Linked DNA regions of Homo sapiens: region 1 is linked to region 2. Evidence: chromatin loops called from intact Hi-C (ENCODE). Cell type or tissue: endothelial cell of umbilical vein. All regions are shown on one strand. Each heading gives the region's core, and the rest is flanking DNA. Links, peaks and the distances in the headings are about the cores only.

Region 1 (9,037 bases), core at 263-8,262, 170 kb before region 2:
TTGTATTTTTGGCATTTCAATGTCATGTAGCTCCCATTGACCTAATCATCTGCACAGCAGAGTGTAGAGCACTACGTTTTTTAATGTAAAGAACAAACCAAATTGCAATATTATATTACAAAGAGTTTGGGACCTGGAAATGTTTTAAAAATGAAACTAATAACCCTCCCCTTTCTACAACATGAAGTACCCCAAAAACCGTATAAGGATTTTATTTGCTGAATACCACCATTTTATTTAACAGAATTCTTATTTTGCAGGTAAAAGACCTCATGAGTGTGGAATCTGTAAAAAGGCATTTAAACACAAACATCATTTGATTGAACACATGCGATTACATTCTGGAGAAAAGCCCTATCAATGTGACAAATGTGGAAAGCGCTTCTCACACTCTGGGTCTTATTCTCAACACATGAATCATCGCTACTCCTACTGTAAGAGAGAAGCGGAAGAACGTGACAGCACAGAGCAGGAAGAGGCAGGGCCTGAAATCCTCTCGAATGAGCACGTGGGTGCCAGGGCGTCTCCCTCACAGGGCGACTCGGACGAGAGAGAGAGTTTGACAAGGGAAGAGGATGAAGACAGTGAAAAAGAGGAAGAGGAGGAGGATAAAGAGATGGAAGAATTGCAGGAAGAAAAAGAATGTGAAAAACCACAAGGGGATGAGGAAGAGGAGGAGGAGGAGGAAGAAGTGGAAGAAGAAGAGGTAGAAGAGGCAGAGAATGAGGGAGAAGAAGCAAAAACTGAAGGTCTGATGAAGGATGACAGGGCTGAAAGTCAAGCAAGCAGCTTAGGACAAAAAGTAGGCGAGAGTAGTGAGCAAGTGTCTGAAGAAAAGACAAATGAAGCCTAATCGTTTTTCTAGAAGGAAAATAAATTCTAATTGATAATGAATTTCGTTCAATATTATCCTTGCTTTTCATGGAAACACAGTAACCTGTATGCTGTGATTCCTGTTCACTACTGTGTAAAGTAAAAACTAAAAAAATACAAAATACAAAACACACACACACACACACACACACACACACACACACACACAAAATAAATCCGGGTGTGCCTGAACCTCAGACCTAGTAATTTTTCATGCAGTTTTCAAAGTTAGGAACAAGTTTGTAACATGCAGCAGATTAGAAAACCTTAATGACTCAGAGAGCAACAATACAAGAGGTTAAAGGAAGCTGATTAATTAGATATGCATCTGGCATTGTTTTATCTTATCAGTATTATCACTCTTATGTTGGTTTATTCTTAAGCTGTACAATTGGGAGAAATTTTATAATTTTTTATTGGTAAACATATGCTAAATCCGCTTCAGTATTTTATTATGTTTTTTAAAATGTGAGAACTTCTGCACTACAAAATTCCCTTCACAGAGAAGTATAATGTAGTTCCAACCCGTGCTAACTACCTTTTATAAATTCAGTCTAGAAGGTAGTAATTTCTAATATTTAGATGTCTTAGTAGAGCGTATTATCATTTAAAGTGTATTGTTAGCCTTAAGAAAGCAGCTGATAGAAGAACTGAAGTTTCTTACTCACGTGGTTTAAAATGGAGTTCAAAAGATTGCCATTGAGTTCTGATTGCAGGGACTAACAATGTTAATCTGATAAGGACAGCAAAATCATCAGAATCAGTGTTTGTGATTGTGTTTGAATATGTGGTAACATATGAAGGATATGACATGAAGCTTTGTATCTCCTTTGGCCTTAAGCAAGACCTGTGTGCTGTAAGTGCCATTTCTCAGTATTTTCAAGGCTCTAACCCGCCTTCATCCAATGTGTGGCCTACAATAACTAGCATTTGTTGATTTGTCTCTTGTATCAAAATTCCCAAATAAAACTTAAAACCACTGACTCTGTCAGAGAAACTGAAACACTGGGACATTTCATCCTTCAATTCCTCGGTATTGATTTTATGTTGATTGATTTTCAGAATTTCTCTACAGAAACGAAAGGGAAATTTTCTAATCTGCTTTATCCATGTACTTGCATTTCAGACATGGACATGCTATTGTTATTTGGCTCATAACTGTTTCCAAATGTTAGTTATTATGGACCCAATTTATTAACAACATTAGCTGATTTTTACCTATCAGTATTATTTTATTTCTTTTAGTTTATAGATCTGTGCAACATTTTTGTACTGTATGTCTTCAAACCTGGCAGTATTAATACCCTTCTTACTGACATATGTACTTTTAGTTTTAGAAAACTTTTATATTTATGTGTCTTATTTTTATATTTCTTTATTTATTACACAGTGTAGTGTATAATACTGTAGTTTGTATTAATACAATAATATATTTTAGTATGAAAATTTGGAAAGTTGATAAGATTTAAAGTAGAGATGCAATTGGTTCTCCTGCATTGAGATTTGATTTAACAGTGTTATGTTAACATTTATACTTGCCTTGGACTGTAGAACAGAACTTAAATGGGAATGTATTAGTTTTACAACTACAATCAAGTCATTTTACCTTTACCCAGTTTTTAATATAAAACTTAAATTTTGAAATTCACTGTGTGACTAATAGCATGATGCTCTGCAGTTTTATTAAGAAATCAGCCTAACCATACAACTCTCATTTCCTTAGTAAGCCAAATTAGGATTAACTTCTATAAACAGTGTTGGGAACAATGTTTAACATTTTGTGCCAATTTGTTCCTGTATTCATGTATGTAAGTTACAGATCTGACTCTTCATTTTTAAGTTCCTTGTTACATCATGGTCATTTTCTAGTTTTTTACCAGACTCCCATCTCACAATAAAATGCATCAACAAGCCTGAACTGCTGTCATTCTTTTCATCATTATCAGTATTTTCTTTGGAAAACTGTGAAATGGGGTACATTGTCATCCTGCATTTGATTCATCTTGAGCTGAATTTGGGTAACACTAAATGTTTTAGACATTCTCCACTAAATTATGGATTTTCTTGTGGCTAAATGTTTCTGGAGAGGTCAGAGTTGACAAAACCTCTTCACAGGTTGCTCCTTCTTCCTGAAATCCTTAATCCTCCGCATTTCATGCTTCAGGTCATTTCAGGGAAGCCTGGGTTTAGATGCCTTTCTGACTCTCAGCTCCTGCACTTCTGTCATCATACCTCTGATACTATTATTTATATTCCTTCCCCACTAGGAACAGGAACCACATTTGTCATAGTCACTCTCACATTCCTCACTGCCTAACAGGGTGCCTGGCATAAGTTGGGACAACAGATATTTGTTGAATAAAAATATAATTTGCATGTTTATGGAGCTCAGCTATGTTCTCACTTTTTTTGCTTCTAATTCCAGAATATATGTTAAATGATCTAATAATTTGATTATTTTCTTATAAGTCTTATTAAACACTAGTCATAATAGACACAATAAATTATGCCTTCTTTTTCTATTGCCTTACTATTTTGATTTTTTGAAAGTGTATTTCTAGGTGTCTTCCTGGTGCTTAACCTCATGGTATATGGCACAGGTATTGCTGGCTTGTGGACATGACTACCTCCAATAGGAGCGATAGGACTGATCCTAGTCAGCTCTCCTTTGTAGAATTCACTTCCCTTTCTAGGACCCCATATTCGTAGGTGCTCGTTACCATGTTGCCTGATTTCCCCTGTCACTGAGAGCAGCTACCAATAAACAGACTGACTGAAAAGGATTAGGAACTAAGAATAAGATACTCTTCTTAGGAGGTATCCACAATGTAATATAAAGTTCAATGAGGGCAGTGCTTGATATGTATGGATAAATGACTAATAAAGGAATTTAGGCATTACCAGAACTTTTCAGAAAGAAAACGTACATGGACCTTTCCCAGTATTCCCTCATATGACATACAACAAAAATAATAGCAGGGCCATATATTATTTATTCATGCCATGCACAGGTATTTCACTACTATCAAAATGTTCACAAAAGCCTCATAAAAAATACAAATAAAGACAATGTGCCCATGAACACATACGTCTTAAGTAGCAGAATGAGGATATGAACATAGGCTTATCTGAGTCCAAATCCATGCTTCTTCTTTTTTATTTTTTTGAGGCAGGGTCTTGCTCTATTGCCTGGGCTGAAGTATGGTGGTGTGAACATGGCTCACTGCAGCCTCAAACCTCCTGGGCTCAAGTGATTCTCCCACCTCAGCCTCCTGAGTAGCTAGGACAACAGGCATACACCACCACACCTGGCTGTTTGTTTGTTTGTTTGTTTGTTTTTGTTGGAGAGTCAGGGAGTCTCACTGTTTCCCAGGCTGGTCTTGAACTCCTCGGCTGGAGGAATCCTCCTGCCTTGGCCTCCCAAAGTGCTGGGATTATAGGCTTTAGCCACTATGTTCAGCCCGAAATCCATGCTCTTACCTAGCCTGTATCACATCTCATGTGAGAATAGTTTACAGTATCTCAATCTTCGCCTTGAAGTATATGAATGGAAAATATAAGAGCAATATACATTTCATAGCCTGGTGGAAAAGAATGGATGGGGAATGAGATTTTTCAAATCTGTGTGCAAACTTAAAAAGAACCTTGAAAAGGATACTATTAAAGTGCAGTGATTATGTTGACATGAAAATGTAGAACAGATTTCATCTCATCCTATCAATGGGAGAATATATTAGGACGTTCAATATGTGAACATTGTCCTCTGCTCTAGCTCACATTCTATTCAACAGTAGCAGAATACACACTTTTTTCCTAACACATGGGACATTCATGAAGAGGGACCATATTATGGGCCATAAGTCAACTCTCAGATTTAAAAGAATTGCAAATAAAGTATTTTATTTGACTACAAAAGAATTTATTAAAGTAGAAATCAGTAAATCAAATGTATCTGAAAAATCCCCCAAATTATTGGAAAATTGACACCACATTAGCCCAGATGTGGTTAAAAATAAATTATAAAATATGAGCTAAAGGTAAATACAACATATCAAAACTTGTAGCTTGCAGCAAAAGCAATGAATATAAGAAAATGTATAGTATTAAATGCTTATATTAGAAAATAATAAAGGATTGAATCTTATCTAAGCTTCCATCTTAAGAAATGAAACAAAACAAAATTAAACCGAAACCAAGCAGGAAAGAGGAAATAACAACAATAGCACAGAAAACAAAATAGAGTAAATCAATGAAATCAGAATCTATTTTTTTAAAGATTAGTAAAATTGATAAACCTCTACCAGGATAGATCAAGGAAAGAAGAAAAGAGATACAAATTACTAATACCAGGACTGAGAGAGGCACATCATTACAGAGCCTATAAAGAAATAATAAGGAAATATTAATGAACTTTATGCCAGTAAATTTGGCAACTTAGATGAAAATGACATATTTCTTGACTCAAACTACCAACATCCACTCAAGAAGAAATAGATAACCTAAATTTCTATTATCAATGGAAATTACATTTCTAGTTAAAAATCTTCCCAAAAAGAAAATTCCCAGCCCAAACAAATTCACTGGTGAATTCTACCAAACATGTAAGGAACATAACTGTACCCATTCTACACAAACTCATCTATAAAATTGAAGAGGAGAACACACTTCCCACTTCACCTGTAAAGCCAGCATTAACCTAATACCAAAACCAGTCAATAACGTTACAAGAAACAAATCTACATACACATTGATGTTGCTCATAAACATGGATACAAAAATTTTTAACAAAATTTAGGAAATCAATTTGGACCATATATCAAAAGGAAAATAGATCATGACCAAGTGAGATTTATCCTAGGAGTGCAAGCTTTTTAAGCATTCAAAAATCAGTTGCAGATGCTTCTTCCCAGGGGTTAAAGCCCGACAAACCCATCATAAGTTTAAAATACCATGTCAAAAATGCATTTAGTATGCCTACTGAACATCATAGCCTAGCCTAACCTAGCTTAAACATGCTCAAAACACTTAATTAGCCCACAGTTGGGCAAAATCATTTCACACAAATCCTATTTTATAAGAACGTGTTGAATGCTGGCAACGTAGTACACTGTGGCATATCAGTCGTTTACCCTCATGATCATGTGGCTGAGTGGAAGCTGCGGCTCACTGCTGCTTTGCAACATCACAAGAGTATTGTACTGCATATTGCTGGCCCAAAAAAATCAGAATTATGGTTAATCAAAAAATATTTTGATCAAAATATGGTTGCTATTGAATGTGTATTGCTTTTGCACCATCATAAAGATGAAAGATATAAAGTCAAGTCGTCATAAGGCAGGGACCGTTTGTAGTGTAATTCACTATATTTATAGCATAAAAAGAAAAAACAATCATCTCAATAGGTGTGGAAGAAGCATCTGACAAAATTAAACACCAAGCCATAGATGTTCTCAGCAATCCAGGAATTGAAGGGAGTTTTCTCAACCTAATAAAGAGCATCAACAAAATACCTACAGTTAACATCATACTCAGTGTGTAGGATCTACTGCTCTCCCCCTAAAATTAGGAACAAGGCAAGAATATCTGCTCTCACACCTTTATTGAACATTGTACTGGAGATCCCACCCAGGGAAACATGACAAAAATAAATGAAAGAAATACACATTGGGGAAAAAATAAGTAAAACTTTATTTGCAGATAGTGTGGCTGTCTGTGTAGAAAACAAGGAATTTGCAAAAAACTAGAAAAGGTAAATGTAAGGTTACAAGATACACAGCCATTATGCAAAAATCAATCATATACTATCTAGTGATAAGAATGGAAAACAGAGGAATTTGCAAAAAACTAGAAAAGGTGAATGTAAGGTTATAAGATACACAGCCATTATGCAAAAGTCAATCATATTCTATCTAGCAATAAGAATGGAAATGTTTTAAATATCAAAAGTATAAAATACTTATATTTGATAAAATATGGGCAAAGCCTGTACACTGAAAACTACAAAATGTTGCTGGGAAGAAATTAAAGATGCAATGAAAATTGAGAGATACTCTATGTTCATGGATCAGAAGACTCAATATCATTAAGATGTCAATTCTCCCCAAGATTTATTGACTCAGTGCAATTGCACTAAAAATCTCAGCAACGTATCTGTAGAAATTGACAGGCTGGTTCTACACTTACATGGAAATACAAAGGACTTCAAGTAGGCAAAGCAATTTTGAAAAAAAAAAGTTGGAGGACTTACACTACCTGATTTCTAGAGACATTTTTATAAAGCTACAGTAATCAAGACAAAGTTGCATTGGGTGTGAGAATAGACACATAGATCAAGAAAACAGAAATAATAGTAGAAAAGACACCCACATATATATAATCAATTGATTTTTGCCAAATGTTTCAAGGTATAAATGGTGACACAATCGTCCTTTCTAAAAGCAATGCTGATATTAGATATCTGTATGACATTCGATATCCATATGAACTTGATTCTTAACTCATACCATATACAAAAATTGTTTCAAAATGGATTATAGACCTAAATATAAGAGCTAAAATTATAAAACCTCTAGAGGAAAATAAATTCTTTGTGATCTTGAGTTAGACAAAGGTTTCCTAGATAAGACACTAAAAGCATGAATCATAAAATTGTTGGATTGGACTTCATCAAAATGTAAATCTGTTAAGAAGATGCCGTTAAGAAAATCAGAATGGGATACACAGATGGGGAGAAAATATTTGCAAAACATATGTGCATATACCCAAGAGACGTTTAAAGCACGTCTACACAACCTATATATGAATGTTCATTGCAGCACTACTTATAATAGCCAAAAAATGTAAACAACCCAAATCCATCAATTGATGAATAGTTAAAATGTAGTGTATCCATACAATGGAATACTATGCAGCCTTAAAAAGGAATGAAATTCTTGTACATGCTACAACCTAGACGAATCCTGAAAACATTATGCTAAGTGAAAGAAACCAATCACAAGAGTACGTATTCTATTATTCATTTATATGAAATGTCCAAAATAGGCAAATCGATATAGACAGAAAGTAGATGAGTGGCTGCGTAGTGCTCGAGGTGGGGAGAGAATGGGGAGTGACTGACTACTAATGGGTATGAGTTTCTTTTGGGGGTGATGAAAGTGTTCTAAATTAGATTGTGGTGATATCTGCACAACTCTGTGAGGATACTAATCCATGTAATTATATATTTTAAGGGGTTAACTATGGTATGTGAACTGTATCTTAATAAAGCTGTTAAAAATATGTGTTTATACATGTTGAATATATAAAGAATATCTAAAAACTCTTACAACTAAATAAAAAGAAGAAAACACTATTTTTTAATTGGGCAGAATTTTAAACAGACGCTTTACCAAAGAAAGCATTCAAGAGAGAAATAAGCTTATGAAGAGATGATCAACACCATTAGTCACTAGGAAAAGACAAATTAAAACATACACTGGCCTGGGTGCGGTGGCTCACGCCTGTAATCCCAACACTTTGGGAGGCCGAGGCGGGTGGATCACGATGCCCGGAGTTCAAGACCAGCCTGGCAAATATGGTGAAACCCAGTCTCTATTAAAAATACAAAAATTAGCTGGGCGTGGTGGCAGGCACCTGTATTCCCAGCTACTCAGGAGGCTGAGGCAGAGAACTGCTTGAACCCAGGAGGCAGAGGTTGCAGTAAGCCGAGATCACACCATTGCATTCCAGCCTGGGCAACAGAGCAAGACTCCGTCTCAAAAAAAAAAAAAAACAAAAACACTGTGCTATCACTACACAACCAATAGACAAAAAAAAAAAAAAAAAAACCACTATGCTATCACTACACAACCGATAGAATGGCTGAAATTTAAAAGACTGTCAGTAACAAACACCAAATGTTGGCCAGGATATAGAGCAACTAGAACTTTTGTACATGGCTGGTAGGAATTCAAAATGGTAAAATAGTTTGTCAGTCTCTTATTAAAAACCCACATATTTAACATACAACCCAAAAATCTCACCCCCTGGTATTCATCCAAGATAAATGAAAACATATATCCACCTGGAGAATTGTATTAATATGTTCACATCAGTTTTAGCAGTTTTAGTCATAATAGCCAAACTGGAGATAGCTCAAATGTCTATCAACCAGTGAATGAATAAA
Region 2 (9,037 bases), core at 357-8,356:
GTGCCTATCATCAATTAAGCATCTTGGTAAGTGCCTCTTTCCAAGGCTACAAATATTCCTGTTCCAACGCTTGTGGGTGAGCAGGGCCAGATGGAGAGGGTAGTGTGTCACTTCTCTGCTGTTCTGCCCTTATGCCCTTTGCAGAGAGGAGCCTGCTCAGGGCGTTTGCTTGTGAGTTGTGTGATTATGACTCCAACCTTGCAGAACCTTGACAGGGAGCAGAGTCCTGGGTTTTCATCAGGTGCTGCCAGTGGGTCTTTTCCATCTGACATATTAATTCCTGCCTCTTCCTGTAAAGATAATTCACGCTTCTTGGCGGCATTGTGCAGTGCACAATGCCGGGTGCCAGGAATCTCCTGCAAACTTCAGCAGGGCTGCATTGTAATGTGCCACTAGATTAATCCAGCCATCTAAAATGCATTTTTAAAAAGCCAAAGGTCCTTCCCATGAATAACCTGGTGAGTATTTGAGCTTCATTATAATTTCCCTCTAATGGAGTTTGGGGAAATGAAATGGGAGTTATTAGCCAGATTTATAAGGCTGTCTACTGAGAAAATAGGAATGAAGAGAGGCTGACTTAGCAGACAAGGTGCATTGGTTATCTACCTAGCCAAGGAGAAAGAGCTGGCCCACAGTTTGCAAAGATGGAAAATATCCTTACCCAGCAAACACTTGTCCTGTGCTTCCAACAGAAGGCTGGCTGTGCTTTCATAATCTGAGGAAGCATTGCACATACATCCTCCAGCGGCCCCCTTTCTATGCCTGAGTCTGAGATCCAACACTCCACGCTCAGAGCACATCATGTCAGTGATTCAAATGGACCATGCATGAAAACTCTCCCACTGGTCTTTGGAGGGTGGAAAACCACTTCATTCAAGTGCAGACGCAGGTATTGTATTGGAAATGGCTAGCCAAGGTTCCTGAAGGAGGAGGAAGCTCTTGCCCTCCAAATGAAGCCAAGAAAGACCCTGTTGCCTGGAAGAGACAGACCTGGCGAAGCAAGAGCCTGGGGGCTCTGCGCAGCCAGAGGACATCCTGCAGCCACCGGGTACCCTGCAAAGGCGAGGGGGGGCTCGCCTTGAGGGGAGGCTGGTGGGCAGGAACTGCCGGGCCCGCAGTCGAGCTGTTTTCCACTTGTCTAGGGTATATCACCTGCTTCTGCACTGCACTTAGATGAGCAACTATGACACTGATGTTCTTGTTAAGGAACTGCATTGTTTTGCTAGGGCTTCCATAACAAAGTACCACAGACTGGGTGGCTTACCCAATGAAAGTCTGTTTTCCCACCGTTCTGGAAGCTGAAAGTCCAAGATCAACCTGTGGGCAGGTTGGGTTTCTCCTGGGGCCTGTCTCCTTGGCTGGGAGGCAGCCGCCTTCTTGCTGTGTCCTCACATGGCCTTTCCCCTGTGCAAGCGCATCCCTGATGTCTCTGCATCTTCTTGTTATGACACAGCAGTATTGGGTTAGGGCCCACTCCAATGACCTCATTTTAACTTAATTACCATTGTAAGGATGCTGTCTCCAAAACAGTCACATTCTGAGGTGCTGAGGGTTGAACTTCAACAGATGTATTTGTAGGGACCAAATTCAGCCCATAGCAGGGACTTTTAGATGTTTTATTTATTTATTTTTATTTTGTTTTATTTTTATTTTTGGAGATGGAGTTTCACTCTTGTTGCCCAGGCTGGAGTGCAGTGGCACGATCTCAGCTCACTGCAACCTCTGCCTCCTGGGTTCAAGTGATTCTCCTACCTCAGCCTCCTGAGTAGCTGGGATTACAGGCACCAGCCACCGTGCCTGGCTAAATTTTTGCATTTTTAGTAGACGAGGTTTCATCATGTTGGCCAGCCTGGTCTCAAACTCCTGACCTCAGGTAATGCATCCACCTTGGCCTCCCAAAGTGTTGGTATTACAGGCATGAGCCACTGTGCCCGCCCAGACTTTTTATGATCACAATGTTCATATAAAGCCATAACTGTCACTGAGTACTGGGTATTTACTGGACTTCACCTGCATCTTCAAAACTGACACGTGAGGCAGGTAGCATTATTGTTCACACTTTAGAGATGAAGAAACTGAGGCACACTGCCATTAAGCACCTCATCTGGTTAGTGGCAGAGTTGCACCCATACAGCAGGTTGCCCAAGCCTGCGCTTCCGATCACCACATTATTCTGTCTCTTCTCCTGTGTTTGTGACAGAAAAATGTGCACACTCTAGAAGAGAAGAAAGAAAAGAAAAGCCACCCACAACTTCACCCATCTGGGCTTTGCATGTAGATGTGTATTGTGTGACATACTCTGTTTTCCTGTCCTCGTTCCTCCTTCACACCGGCTAACGTCTTTGACACAGCATTGTTGGTGGCAAGGCCAAAGGAGAGCTGTAGGGACTTAAAAACTGTGTCTGCGGCCTGGCACGGTGGCTCACACCTGTAATCCCAGCACTTTGGGAGGCTGAGGCAGGAGGATCACTTGAGGTCAGGAGTTCGAGACCAGCCTGGCCAACATGGTGAAACCCCATCTTCTACCAAAAATACAAAAATTAGCCGAGTGTGGTGTTGTGCACCTGTAATCCCAGCTACTTGGGAGCCTGAGGCAGGAGAATTGCTTGAACCTGGGGGGCGGAGGTTGCAGTGAGCAGAGATCAGGCCACTGCACTCCACCCTGGGCAGCAGGGTGAGACTCTGTCAAAAAAACAAAAACGAAACAAAAAACAAAAACAAAAAACTGTGTCTGCAAAAAATAAAAGAGCATGGGACAGTGTTAAGGATACAGGGTTGGGTGTAAGCAGCAGGTTCCTTAGCAATGTGTGCAGTATGAGCCCAATTTAAAACAAAACAAAACAAAACAAAAATTATCACCGGAATTCTAGGTAGATCTCTGGCTACTGAGCCTATGGGTGATATTCATTTTCCTCCTATATCACCTATATGTGTTTCCCATATTTTTCAAATGTGCTATAATGAGCATGTAGACACAATGACCTCTGAAAGCAGAAATAAAAAACAATAAATGTCCTAAGAGAAAAATTAAACTGTGCTGGCTCACAGCACGGCAGGTCCGATTCACTGATGCAGTCTCCATTCTGGAAGATTTCTGTGTTTGTGCCCAGAAGGGAAAACAAAGGCAGCAGACGGAGTCTGTGAGGAAATCTACTGGAAACAACATCCTGAGTGAGGAAAGCAACAAAAGAGCCACCTCCCTAAAAGCAGCCCAAAGTGGCAATTCAAATAGTAAAAATGACGCAGGGATTTGGAAACAAAATCCCAGCTTGCAGTCAGAGCTTCCTGAGCCAGTGAAAACAGCAAGTGCGGAAGAGGAAGCCCAGGCTGCCCCATGTCCCCAGGGTCCACGGCTGCCACCTTTGCCAGGACCCCTGGGGGCTCAGAGAGAGCTCCATTCTTCTCCTCCCAGGTGGAGGGTCAGCCCTGTGCCCCAGGTGCCCAGCAGTCTAGGGGGCATGCCAAGTTTTCCCTGTGGGGAGCAAGGCTGCCCTTGGACAGGAACCCAGAAATGGCCTGAGCCGGGCCGGGCATGTGTTTCACCTCAGGCCACCTGCTTCCTGCTGGGCTGCGCAGCCGGGAGCCAGCGAGGCGGACACAATGGGCAAGACCCACGTCACTTTCTTAGGGAAAGAAAATTACTCTTTGTGGACCGAGAGATCAAGACAGGATATCTATAAGTGTTTAAAGAAAAGCCCAGTCTGCAGTCCCCTCCCTCCCCAAGCACTTCCGAAATGTCCCTCAACACACCCGGCTCTTTAAATATCCAAACCCAGAATAAATGTGCACACAGCATTTCCCCCAGCAACGGGGTCCACGCGGCTGCCAGCTGAGTCACAGATGTTAGAGCTGGGCCGGGCCTCTGAGATCACCAAGTTCAGGCTAAGAGCAGAATGACCAGCTCTCGGTGCTTCTTCCCTGTGCAGACACTTGCTGGCTGTGTCACTGCTGGGCACCTCTCCTCTCTCAGTGGCTCCCTGGGCTGTGCTGGTGCCACTCAGGTCTCCCTGTGCCCTTAATAACCACTGAGCCACCCAGCCTAGGCTGCTAGGGCCATGCTTTTAAATGAGATGCTGAGTCTAGAGAGGAAAAAGGACTCGCTGCATTGCACAACTTGTTCCTGGCGTAACTGGAGCTAAAACCTGGCGTGACTCGTCTCCTCCAGCTCTTTCCTGGACTCTTATGGACGTCTTGCGTCTGACGATTGTTTTGTGGGGCCATCCTGTGATGGTGCGGGTGATTGCTATAGATTACAAGCTGTTGAATGTACTTTCTTTGAGATCCCTCCAGATAGGTTTAGACAGGCATTTTCTTAAGTTTTGGATTTTTATCAACTTGGACTATATCTATGGTTTGGTTTTGTTTTTCATAAAAATTCTTTTTGGCCTCTGGTAAAGATAAATTCCACCAGACCTCAAAATGTGAAACAGACACAAGCAGACCTGATCTGGTTGGAGCAGGAGCAAAATCCCAAAGCTCCCTCTCCTACAGCCTCCCTCTGCTGCACAACCCCCATGTCCTGGGACTCATAGCTCTGAGCAATCATTTGCAAAACACTGGGCCGTCAGTATCTGATGGACTTGCTCGTATCTGAGAATCTGTGATTCGTGATTATGTGACTGTAGATAATGAAGAAAACATCCCCAGGTTCCTACCCTATCCTCCACCTAACTTGGCAGCATAGAGTAACAAATAAGGATGAGGAGAGATCTGACAGGTGTGCTAAATTTAAATGCACCCAGGGGTCATCAGTGAAATGTACACGCCCAAGCCCAAAATAAATCATTCATTCTTTCATTCCTCCAACAAAAATCGACTGCTAGGCACAGCAGATTATATGCAGGAAAGTAATTCACAGCCTTTATTCTTAAGGAGGTTTGGGTTTTATGTAAGAAAGTCTGACATCTAAATACAAAGAAAATTATAAACACTTCCAATATAATGTCTTTCAGATTTTCATGATCAAGAGCCGCCCTTTCCAGCAAGAATCACCATCAATGGCTTCATGGAAGAAGTGGCATTTGAAGAATAGTGTGATTTTGACAGGTGGAGCTGGGAGAGGAGGGCACTTCAGAATGAGGAAGCAGCATATTCAAAGGCCTGGGGGCCATTTGGTCATACAGGCTGAACCATATTCACCTCTAGGAAGCACATTCAGGTAATAGTGAAGGGAAGGGCAGCCATGGAATCAGCCACGTGGCAGCCCTGCTGGAAAGCACAGGTGTGTTCAAGAAATCCTGAGCTTGGGCACACCATGGGAGGGATCTGAATGGGGAAGCAGAGAGATCAGGCAGGGACCAGGGCGTGGAGGGCCTGGAAAGCCAGACAAAGGCTGCACACAGTGGGAAGTTGCTAAGCATTTTTGAGCAGGTAAGTGGCAACAGGGTCAAGCTTTCGGAAGCTAGGCCTAGCCATGGTATGAGGGTGAAATGGGAGGAAAGGGATGGAAGGCCAGGATGTGGTTGAAATTACCGCTGCAATAAAGGGGACAGGGAAAGGGCCAACTGTCGGTGGGGCAGGTGGTGTGGCTGGAAAAGAAGGGATAGGTGCAAGAGAATTTTTTAAAGTCCCGGGAAAATCAGCCAGGCTTGACAAATAACTGACTTTGGAGGTCAGAGGAGTGGAACAGTCAGAGGGACCAGCCGGCCTGTTCTGGGAACCTGGGGAAGGAGTGGGGGTCTTTTGCACTTTTACGGGAGACCACAGGTGTTTCTGCAACTGGATAGGCAAACGAGAAGTTCGATTTTAGGCCTGGGATGTCTGAGATGTTGGAGAGAGAGCCAGTTCAAAGTACCAGCTCTACCCCAAGCAAGGCTTTCTTTATGTCACCACACACATGTGCACAAAAACTCCTCTTAGTGTTGATAGTGAAACAGCCTGACTTGGAAGGAGGGTTATCGATTCCAATAGGCCCCATACTGCATTTTCTCCATCTGATTTCTCTCGCCTTCTTCTCTCCTTCCCAGGGAACATGGGGCTCAATGTGAGAGAAAGTCAAAAATGCAACTTCCTTATGGCAAATATGGGCAACAATTAGAAGAGCAAGGAAGGGGAATTCCCCCCGGCCCCATATTTTCCAGCTGAGCTGTGCTTGTCAGGGTAAACAGCGACAAAAATAATCACAGTTGCTTGCCACTTGGAATACTATTATCTGAACAGTTGGTGGATATGAACTGTTTTTAAAACGGGCTATCAAAACAAACCCAGGGAGAACATCTGTGGGGCCACGGGCCTGCGAGCCAGCTAAGGAAGGAAGCCATAACCCGGCAGCCTCTCCATCAAGTGTCCTTGCTGGGCAGGCGAGGGGGCGTCCCAACGATCACGAGGATGGGATGGGGTGGCCCAGGGTGGGAGGAGGCAAAAACAGGAAAGCAAGGGTCCGGCATGCAAACCAATTCTGAGCAACATACAGAAATGCAACTTCTAGAAACAATGAGGCGTAGGTAACGCCGGACCTCGAGCAGCGATGGGAGGACAGGGTGGCTGCAGGTTCCACTGAAATAGCTTTAGGGCCTGGGGAAATCTGCAGTGAAAACATCGCATGTTATTTATAGCCATAAGTTGAAATCCGTGTTATTTAGTATGATGTTTATAAAAAATAAATGGTAGGCGGCCTTTCCTTCCTTGCTTCTCTGGCTGTCGAAGAAAGGTTTTTAGGTGCATACTTCTCTGCTTTGTTTAGCTTATTTTGCTTTTTAAAAAATGTAACGAATGAGGGCAAGGATAACAACTGTTCATTATTTAAAAGCTCAAATGAAACCCAGGCTGAGGCACCTGAACTTCCTGGAGGGAAAAGACAGGGAACCAGAGAGTGGGCGCCACGGTGGGAGAGCCGTGTCCCGCAAAGCCCAGATCCCTTCTTTCCTTCTCTTTGACCTGGGGCAGGGAACAGCTTTCAAAACAAAATTCTTACAGGGGGTTTTGTTTGTGGTCTTTGTGTGTGGTGAGTTTTTTTTAAGTAGAGAAAGGATTTCCACCGGCAGAATTGTTTCCTCCCCTCTATTCTGGTCCCCTAATCCCCTCAATAAACCTCATAAACACTCCCCGACTCTCTCTCTTGGGTCTCCCCATTGTGTGGGGTGCTTGTGTAAAAACTAATTGTACCCTATGGTTGAAGAATAAGAGGGCGGGTTTGATGTTTTGGGGGACAAGTTCAATTAAAGGAGGGAATGGAGATTATTTGAATGCCCTCTGGGCTGCAGATCTAAGGCCAGTTTTATTAGTAATTCTCCACTCAGTTTTATTAGTCATAAATACGATATTTAGATCTTAAAAACAAAAGCAACTGATGGCCCATGGGTTCATGTGCCAACTGCAGCCTGGAACAAGGGGAACAGTGATTGGAGATATGGCAAGAAGCCTGTAATCTTTGATGCAGAGGCTCTAGAACTGTCTTCCTCTTCTGCCCTGCCTGGGTGGGGTCCCACACAGAGAGCCCTGCCAGCCTCCCTGAGCCACGTTCTCTCTCTCTCCTCCCAGCCGTGAGAAACCGTGGCTTTGGGGATCCCATGGCCCCAAGGATGGAGAGTTCTCTAGCCAGAGCTGAAGGGACAGTCTTGGAGACTCCCAGACAGCACTCCGGGGGGCCTGGGAGGCAGGAGGCCCAGGAGGATTTCCTCTCTAAAGAGCCTGTCACTGTTCGGGGCTTTCCTTGCCCAGCATAAGGAAAACCTCATCTTTCAGCAATCACTGGCTCTCCAGATGAGTCCTTGAGAAGACCAGAGTGGAAGCAGCTTTGGAACTGGGTAATGGGTAGATGCTGGAACTGTTTTGAAGTGACTGCTGGAAAAAGCCTGTAATGCTTTGAATGCATTAATGATTATTCTGGCAAGGGCTCAAAACAAGAGAATAGATGCAGAAAAAGACTAAAACTTCTTAAAGATTACCTACCTGGTTGTGAGGGACCTGGTGGGAGGTGATTAGATCATGGAGGCGGACTTCCCCCTTGCTGTTCTTGTGATAGTGAGTGAGTTCTCATGAGATCTGGTTGTTTAAAAGTATGTAGCACTTCCCCTTTCACTCTTTTTCTCCCGCTCCACCATGGAAGAAGGTGCTTGCTTCCTCTTCACCCTCTGCAATGGTTCTAAGTTTCCCCAGGTCTCCCCAGCCATGCCTCCTGTACAGCCTGTGAAACTGGGTTGATTAAACCTCTTTTCTTTATAAATTACCCAGTCTTAGGTAGTTCTTTATAGCAGTGTGAGAATAGACTAATACAGAAAATTGATACCAGAGAAGTGGGGCATTGATATAAAGATACCTGAAAATGTGGAAGTGACTTTGGAACTGGGAAATGGACAGAGGTTGGAACAGTTTGGAGGGCTCAGAGGAAGATAGGAAGATGAGGGAAAGTTTGGAACTTCCTAGAGACTTGTTGAATGATTGTGACCAAGATGCTGAAAATGACATGAACGGTGAAATCCAGGCTGAGGTGGTCTCAGACAGAGGAACTTATTAGGAACTGGAGTAAAGGTCACTCTTGCTATACTTTAGCAAAGAGACTGGCAGGCATTGTGCCCCTGCTCTAAAGATTTGTGGAACTTTGAACTTGAGAGAGATGATTTAGGGTATCTGGCAGAAGAAATTTCTAAGCAGCAAAGTATTCAGGATATGGCCTGGCTGCCTCTAACAGCCCACATTTATTTGTATAAACAAAGAAGTGACCTGAAACTAGAACTTATATTTAAAAGGGAAGCAGAGCATAAACGTTTCAAAAATTTTCAGCCTAAACATGCAATAGTAAAGAAAAACCTATGTTCTGAGGAGGAATTCAAGGCTGTAGAAATTTGCATAAGTAAAGAAGAGCCGAATGTTAATAGCCAAGACAAAGGGGAAAATGCCTCCAGGGCATTTCAGAGACCTTAGCGGCAGCCCCTCCCATCACAGGCCCGGAGGCCTAGGAGGGAAAAATGGTTTCATGGGCCAGGCCCAGGACCCTACTTCTCTGTGCAGCCTTGAGACATGATGCCCTGCATCCCAGCCACTCCAGCTCCAGCCATGGCTAAAAAGATCCAAGGTAAGCTTGGGCCACTGCTTCAGA

Evidence for each region. A loop is a pair of places that touch in the nucleus more often than their neighbours do. Peaks named below come from ENCODE experiments on the same cell type or tissue, not always from the same donor. Only the 100,000 strongest peaks of a DNase experiment are listed, where the experiment ranks them.
Region 1: a loop joins it to region 2, with 6 times the contacts of the local background. A loop is called at or near these places in 4 of 110 quality-filtered maps.

The regions. Positions count from the first base shown.
Region 1 is chr10:31,526,412-31,535,448 of GRCh38, forward strand. ZEB1 (zinc finger E-box binding homeobox 1) reads left to right here. Exons shown (of 9, transcript NM_001174096.2): 9 at 261-3,393. The coding sequence ends at 853. Among named protein-coding and RNA genes, the nearest start is that of MACORIS, 180 kb to the right of the region's middle. In endothelial cell of umbilical vein, for the core only: no CTCF peak of the experiment used is centred there; no DNase peak of the experiment used is centred there; H3K27ac peaks cover 465 bases.
Region 2 is chr10:31,694,204-31,703,240 of GRCh38, forward strand. The region is part of intron 1 of MACORIS (macrophage enriched lincRNA repressor of IFN-gamma signaling); the gene reads right to left. Among named protein-coding and RNA genes, the nearest start is that of MACORIS, 8.7 kb to the right of the region's middle. RefSeq lists enhancers at 444-1,005, 1,006-1,567. In endothelial cell of umbilical vein, for the core only: no CTCF peak of the experiment used is centred there; DNase peaks (open chromatin) are centred at 3,238, 3,598, 6,228 and 7,458; H3K27ac peaks cover 6,187 bases.